Regions from separate parts of the Homo sapiens genome. Here region 2 is linked to region 1. Evidence: read pairs that join two places in POLR2A ChIA-PET (ENCODE). Cell type or tissue: GM12878. All regions are shown on one strand.

Region 1 (4,000 bases):
TTTTAAATTGTGGTTAAGTGGCCAAAAACTGCCAAGAAACCCCACCCACATTCATTACTGTCTAAACGAAAAGGACGTGTATACAGTGATTATGAGGTTTCATATGACTCCCCCAAGCCATAGAGCAGGCTTTCCTAATTGTCAGCTGGACTGTGCAGTGCTTGTTTAAAATAATTAGAGTGCCGCAGCAGCTTCAGCAGCAAACCTCTCTTTTTTTATTTTTTTTTTAAATCTCATTGCAGGTTTTTATATCAGATACTATCAGCTTCCTCTTCATTTTAACACTATTATTCTGCCAGTCTGGAAAATGGAGAAGAGGAAAGAAAAGAATTATCCTTAATGTACACAAATAATGCAGCTCCAAAGTCAGGAAGATACAGCACCATGTGTGAGATGGATGGAAACAATTCAGCAAACAAATCTAAACTGAGGGGAAAAACGTGGTTCTCTCTTATTTTTTTTCAAGAAGGATAGCTGAAATCTTTCTTAATTACCGCTTATTCCAATGACAGAATTGTAATTTATCATTTAGTTGTAATTTGACATATGTTCACACCTTTGCCATTTCCAATTTCCTCCTTCATTCTAATTGTCTGCTTCACTCGCCTGTCATGCGCTTCTCTTGGGATTAATTCGAGCTGTCTGTCTGCACCAGGCTACCAGCACACTTGGGGCTGCCGAGAGCGTGACAGTGTCAATGTGCACACAGTTTATCTAAGACATTACCCAGCCATCACACTCCGGGATCTTCTCTTCCCTCACTGTTTACTGTTTATTCCACTTTGCATTTGTGACTTTTCTGTGTTTTATTAGACTCTAATTATGCTCTTGGCTGTCAGCTGTAAAGAGAGAAAACGTTACATTAATTACAGTGGAGGGGGAGGCGCTTGGGATTGGTAGTAAATGGACCAGTAGATGTCTCTCTCTGTCTCTAAGATCCACGCGTGATTTAAATACTCTTTTTGCTTCACTTTGGTTTGCATCCTTGATAGATGCCTGCACTCAAATGTAAAATATGCAAACATTCAAGCGAACGTAACTTTTACATGCACAACTGTATTTTTCCTCATCTCATCCAAAACTAGGAACATTGGCATAGGAAGACAGAAACCTCAGCTTTCAGGTAACCATGGGTTTTTTTTAAAATGTCAATTGTTTAATTCATGGATGTTGTCAGCACAAGCATGATGGGGAGTGGTGATGGTGAGGAGCGTATTTAGTGAGCAGTGGTAGAGTACAATTTTTGTAGAGGTAGCTGTTGTTTTGAATCATTAGAAACAGTTAATAGTCATTTTTTCCTCCTTCCTAAGGCCATCTCAGTCCATTAAACTCCAGCAATAATTTCTGCATATGGCATCAATTTTTTTTTTTGCTTTCTTCAGAAAAAAGTTCTTCTTGTTGCTTCCAGCCTACGTAAACCATAAAAATATGTTTTCTGTTCTCCTGCTACATAGATTTTCATTGTAGCTAAAACTTCCTGGTAATATGAAACAGAGGAAATATATCCTCCCCCACCCCTTTAGGCTGTTAACGTGGGTAGTAATTCATTAAATTGGTTGCATCATTCTCCCAATGGCCTGAAAGAGTGAAAGTGACTACTTTGAATATCAAATTATCCATGAAAATGGATTTATATTTTATTTTCTCCTGATAATTTCATCAGTCTTGTTTCAGGTAATTGTGGGACTGAAGCTAATCTGTGGCTTAGATTTCTTTCCTATTTTTTTGTAATCCCAGCAATTCTCCTAATTATGTTTTTTGGCTTCTGACTCAGCTTTAATTCTATATACTGTCAGATGCTGTATAACTGCCTGATCATCACTTCACATATTCTTAACTTGTGAAATACCTGTATTCTACAGATATATATTAAATCATATTCCTAAGAGTTAGAGTTTTAATGGGAAATTAATAAGGCATGAGTGAAGAAAGTAACAGTCTATAAAATATGAACAAAGTTGTGAAATATTGTCTAGGCTTTTTTTTTAACTTTCAAATAACAGACAATAAATTTCTGGCATTTACCTACACTACCTTAACTATAATATAAACATTATATATCAAGACAATATCTAAGAATATTAACATCTTGTGCTGATCAAAAGCAACTTTTTGTTAATTTCATTTTTATTCTTCTAACATTATTCTAGGGTAAATCCATTATAAAATATTATTAAAGTATAAATTAAGCTTATTGAAGTTGTGCAACTAGAATGTAACCAATTATAATCACAATCTCAGCAACTGGAATTTTCTAGTATTTAATTTTTAAGCTACATACTTTGACAGAGAAAATATAAAAGTTCAAGAGTAAAGGGAGAGAGATGAGAGAATGAAGAAGAGAGTAGAAAAGGAAATAAAGACAAGTGCAACTTAAGGACAACAAATCATCAAATTAGCTAAAATGCGGTATTAAACACGAATAGTCAAAAAGTTTTATAATATTTGAACTCTCCTAATAGGACTTATTTTTAGCACTATGCATAATTTTATGAAAATAATGTAAGACCTTGATTATTACGTACCTGTATTACTGAAACACATTTTCAACTGGCTTCTCTTCTTTCAAATGCAGAACCTCTCTAATACGTGTCGTTATGATACCCTAATGACTCTAGCTCAAATATTCTCTTCATTTTATGGGTCCCTGCCTTACCTTCTTTACTGGCTCTGAAAATCATCCATAATTGGATTTTGTTCTAAATGTGTATGTACCTATTTCCCACCACTCTATTGTAAGAACATGCCATGCTCATTATTGACAGATTGATTGGTTTATTCATTCATTCACATTTGTTGGACAGGTAATAGTAATGTATATAAAGCAGTGAGTAAGACAGAAACCATTTCTAGAGTCATGGAACGTACTTTCAGGTGACCAGTTTGTTCTTTGCTGATTCCCACACAGTAATTATGTTTGCCTCTGTGCTTTTGCTCATATTATATATTTTTTCTCTTTCCATGTATTTCTGCCAGCTCTGAAAAGCCAACATACTGTTTTTTGTTTTTTTTTTTTTTTCTCCTGAGACAGGGTCTCGCTCTGTTACCCAGGTTGGAGTGCAGTGGCGTGATCTTGGCTCACTGCAACCCTCCGCCTCCCAGGTTCAAGCGATTCTCCTGCCTCAGCCTCCCATGTAGCTGAGACTATAGGCATGCGCCACCACGCCTCGCAATTTTTTTTTTTTTTTTTTTTTTTAGTAGAGATGGGGTTTCATCATGTTGGTCAGGCTGGTCTCGAACTCCAGACCTCAAATGATCCGCCCATCTCAGCCTCCCAAAGTGCTGGGAGTACAGGTGTGAGCCACCGCACCTGGCTCCAACCTACTTTTGAAAGTACAGATTAAGTCTAATCTTTCTAATGAAGTATTTCTATCCCACACAGAACCAGAACATTCCACATTTTATTACATATTATTTTATATATTTTTAAATGTTTTTTTTTCGATTTTATTGTGTCAAAGTCTGTTTCCTTTTTATCCTTCAATGGCTAAAGCAGGATTTCTTGAGTAAGAATGTGCATCACAATAATTTGTGGAGCTTTTTAATAGTCTACTTCCAAATTGCTATACTTTACAGGTTGGGTCCCTGGGTGCATTTGTTTACAAGGTATCTTAGGGTTTAGGTCCCTGGGTGTACTTGTTTAAAAGCCATCCCAAGAAAATCTGGTGCATTCTTCTGGTTAAGAGCCACTGCCTTAACCAACATGGATACAGTGCACATTGATTAATGAATGAACTGATTGATCTGCAAATTAAACTGTATTATGTTGCCTGGACTACATAGTCCTAAGAAAGTTAAATCACTTTACCTGTGCTTCTAAATACTTCCTATAGAAACATGGTAAAAGACTTTGGAATATTCATATGAAAGATAATAACATTAGCGTAATATCCTATTTTTATTTTATTAGATGAAATTGAGAATAAATGACTCTAAACCTGTGTTTAATGAAAGAAATATTATGAAAAAATTTACTATTTTTATTTTATACAAAAGAAAT
Region 2 (4,000 bases), 1.1 Mb before region 1:
TGGATACATTCTTGGTTAAAATGGGCACTTCTAAAGTGATATGCTAAGAATGAGAATGCCTGTGGAAACCATGAAAGCAGGTTTTCTAACTCTCCAGGTACTTAAATAGGTATGCTGTTTGACCCAACAGCAAAAGGTTGAAAAAGTTCTGTAAAGCTTAGGGGATGCAGCCTGTAGGAAATGTGTGGATGAGGGTAATGCTGAAGAAGCCAATGAATTAGAGACAGACAAAAACAGAGACGTAAGTAGAGGAGCTAGAGAATAAACTAAGGTGCATGTATTTATTTCTTTAAACATTTATTAAGGATTTATGTGCTAGGCAGGATATTAGGTGTTGGGTATATAAAGACAGATGGGATATAGATGTGACATCAAGGCCTCATAATAAGTGACTGGAAAATGTGGGTTTGGGAGTGAGATTGTCACTTTCTAGTAATGTGACCTTGGGCCTTGGGAAAGATACTTTTCCTCATTTTCTTCATCTGTAAAATGGAGAACATAAAATATCTACTTCTTATCTTTGTGTTGAGATTAAATGAGTTACTGCATTTGAATAGTGTGTAACATGTAGTAATCAATTATTGTTATAATTAAGACTGGTACTTTTATTATCGTATGGTTCTTTCCCTAAAGTTGTTTTTAGTCTGATTGGGGCAATCAAGAACTAAACTGCTGGTTATGATGTGGTATAATAGGCACTACTAATTCATCTACTAATTTAAAATTATGAAAAAAATAAAAAAGCAAACCTATTGACAGGAAAGAGAGAAGGGGAGGAACGGAGGTAAAAACAAAAGAAGCTTCTGTAGTTTTCCATTTAAAGTCCTGCCAAACTTCTGTGCTCCTCTGGATGTGTCTGGATTTCCAGATGTTCTGCAGTGGTATTAATCTGGCAGGTACGGTAGTTCTTCTACTAATAAAACAGAATTAGACTGTGGTAGTCCCTTAATTCATTATTCACCCTGCATTCACCATTGCCTACCTAAGTTTCATACTCCATCCAATATCCAAATTGATATTTTTAAAACACAAATTTGCAGATGCTTTTCTTGTACAAGAACACCTTAATGGTCTCCTGTTGCTTAAAAGATAAAATACAAAATTCTTAACATTGCTACTCAACCCTGTGTGATCTGGCCTCCGCTTACTTCTCTATCCTCATTTTGCAGCATTCCCCCTTTCTCACGTCTATCCACCACAAAGTCTTCTTCAGTGTTTCTAACTTACCTCATTGTGTCCTCACCAGGCCTTCACCAAACTGTTCATTCATTCAGTACATATTTATTAAAGGCCTGTATATTTGCAAGGTGTTCTTGTAAGTACTGCAGGTAAAGCAGTGATAAAAAGTGACAGATATTTCTCTGGAGCTTTTATTTTAGTCAGATAAACAGACAATAAACAAAATAAACCCCAAGTAAAATGTCAGGTGGTGGTAAGTATGTCAAAGAAAAGTTAAGCAGGGAATGGGACTAGGGGATATTAGGATTGTTGCAATTTAGACAGGGAGACGATCTCAGTGAAAAGGTGTTATTTGAGTAAAGATCTAAAGGAAGTGAGGGAACAAGTAGTGTGGACATCTAGAGGAAGAGCAGTCCAACAAGAAACAGCAAGTATAAAGGTCCTGAGGTGGAAATAGGCCTAGCATGTGTGAGTATCAAAAAGGAAGCCAGTGTGGCTAGAATGGAAGTGAAAGAGGAAATAGACCTGCATTCTGTCTGCCATTTTCAATTAGAGATCTGTACTACTTTTTTAAACCTGACTGATCTTGGAGAGAGAGAGAGAAAAAGAGAGAGAGAGTCTGTGTGTGTGTGTGTGTGTGTGTGTGTGTGTGTGTGTGTGTGTGTGAATACACCATAAATTGCATATAAGTTAGTTATTTATCAAAGAAAATAACTAAATTGAATGATGTTTTTAAGAATGCTGAAATCATGCCAATTGCTTATGGGATAGCTTATGGAATAGCTCTACCTGATTTTTTTTTTTTTTTTTTTTCTGCTTGATGGTTGATGTTCAGACATGACCCTGTTAAAATGAAAGCCAGCCCCTGGTCCCATTTATCTTTTTAATCTCATCTCCAACTCTCCTTCTGCCTTCTGCTTCTTCACTTCCACACTGGCACTCTGGTGCTCAAAGCACACTGATGTCTCAAGCCCTCACCTTCACTGTGTCCTTTCCTGGGAACACTCCTTTCCAGGTATGCACATGGCTTCCTTAGGTTGCCTTTAACTCATCTTCTTCATAGTATCTGCCAATCATCCTTTAAAACTTTTAACCCTACTCCCATTCCCCCTCTCATACTTTATTTCCCTTTTCTATAACACCTGCCAAATTGTAACCTGCTGTATAATTTATTTATTATGTTTATTGTTAATTTCTCCCAGCTAGAATGCAGACTTCATGAGGGCAGGTATTCTGTCTCTTTTGTTCACTGATACATTCTGACTACCCAGCTTAATGCCTGCCATGGAGTAGGTGATCAATAACTGTGAAATGAATAAATTAATGCATTGTGTATGTGTGTCACATTTGTTTCATAGGCGTGTGTGGATACTTTAGCTGTTCTATGATTCGTCTTGTAACAGCAAGAAACTTGTTCAGAGCAGTTACTGAGCCAACTGTGTACTTAGAAGAACATTTAAGCAGCAGAATACTGTTTAAGTAGTAGTCTATCCACTTAGCTTGTGATTCATCAGTATACCATCATTATTCAGACCTTCAGCTGTCTAGACCGTTAGCCTGAATAGCATCTCCCGCACTCCTAATAATGCCTTCCTCAAAGTTTGAGCTTCCCTGGGCAAAAATTCATCTCGTCTTCCCACCAGTTTATTCATATTGCCCACATGTAATGGGTTATTTCAGTGTTACATCTCATTGAGTGAATATTTAGAATACCTGTCTGGAAAATATTAAAAGACTAGATTCAGTTTAAATTCAAAATTTCTTCAGTCTTAATGTAGTATTGATATGTTTATTTTGTGCTTAATTATAAATTTGGTTCATTGACCTCCCCAATCAAATATATAGTCCTACTTATTAGCTTTATAACCTGAGACAAGTGACTAAATCTCTCTAGGCCTGTTTGTTTATCTGTATGATCATACTACCTACCCTACAAGGTTATTGTGAGTATTGAATGAGTTGATCAGAGGTGTTTGGCCCCATAGTGAGTTCTTAATAATATTAACTCAATGATGATGATTGCTACTGATGTTAGCTACTAGTAGTAAAAACACTGGTAGAGGCTTTTGCTCCAAATTAAAGCTGGGAAAGCATAGGTGATGGCTCATCCCTGTAATTCCAGTTCTTTGGGAGCCCAAGACAAGAGGATCAGTTGAGGCCAGGAGTTTAAGGTTGCAGTGAGCTATGGTCACACCACTGTTCTTCAGCCTGGGTGGCAGAGTGAAACCCTCTCTTAAAAAAAAAAAAAAAAGTGATGGTAGTGGGAAAGTCAAAGGTCTTCCTTCGACTTGTGATAGGAATGCTGGTTAATCAGGAAGATATTCTTAAGAACCACCTGTATATATGGCTTTGTATGATTCAGGGATTTTTTAAGAGACCTAAGGACCAGAGTGTGGTGATTAGAAATGTATTGGCCATTACTTATAGATTGTAAGGTAATAATCACAAACACCTGCATGAAAATGAGAAGGATTTGTTTTAGGGTATAACAATAATATGTGTATTCTGATTTATTCATTTTTATAGCTTTATAATCATCTTTTCTATAATACTGTTTTCCTGTTGATAGGTTGTTTGTAGCTTTCTTGGGTCCATGCTAAAGTTTTCTGTATAGATAGTAAATATACTTATATACCTGTTAGTCAAATTTTGAGTTGTATAACTATTCTATAGATAGTATATATACTTATATACCTGTTAGTCAAATTATGAGTTGTATAACTATTTTACTTTACTAAGTATTTCCAGATTGTTATAAAAGAAGTTGTGACAATTTATACTCCTGCCAGCAGTATATAGGGTTCCAGTACCGTATATCCTT

The links. ChIA-PET counts read pairs that join two places held together with the same protein. Peaks named below come from ENCODE experiments on the same cell type or tissue, not always from the same donor. Only the 100,000 strongest peaks of a DNase experiment are listed, where the experiment ranks them.
Region 2: POLR2A ChIA-PET joins it to region 1 with 9 read pairs; 1 of 35 experiments calls an interaction of 5 or more read pairs at or near these places.

What each region holds. Positions count from the first base shown.
Region 1 is chr4:104,391,381-104,395,380 of GRCh38, reverse strand. It overlaps LOC105377350 (a long non-coding RNA gene), which reads left to right and starts at 970. Exons shown (of 3, transcript XR_939033.3): 1 at 970-1,123. In GM12878, no CTCF peak of the experiment used is centred here; a DNase peak (open chromatin) is centred at 6.
Region 2 is chr4:105,441,437-105,445,436 of GRCh38, reverse strand. The region is part of intron 5 of PPA2 (inorganic pyrophosphatase 2); the gene reads left to right. Among named protein-coding and RNA genes, the nearest start is that of PPA2, 31 kb to the left of the region's middle. In GM12878, no CTCF peak of the experiment used is centred here; a DNase peak (open chromatin) is centred at 1,679.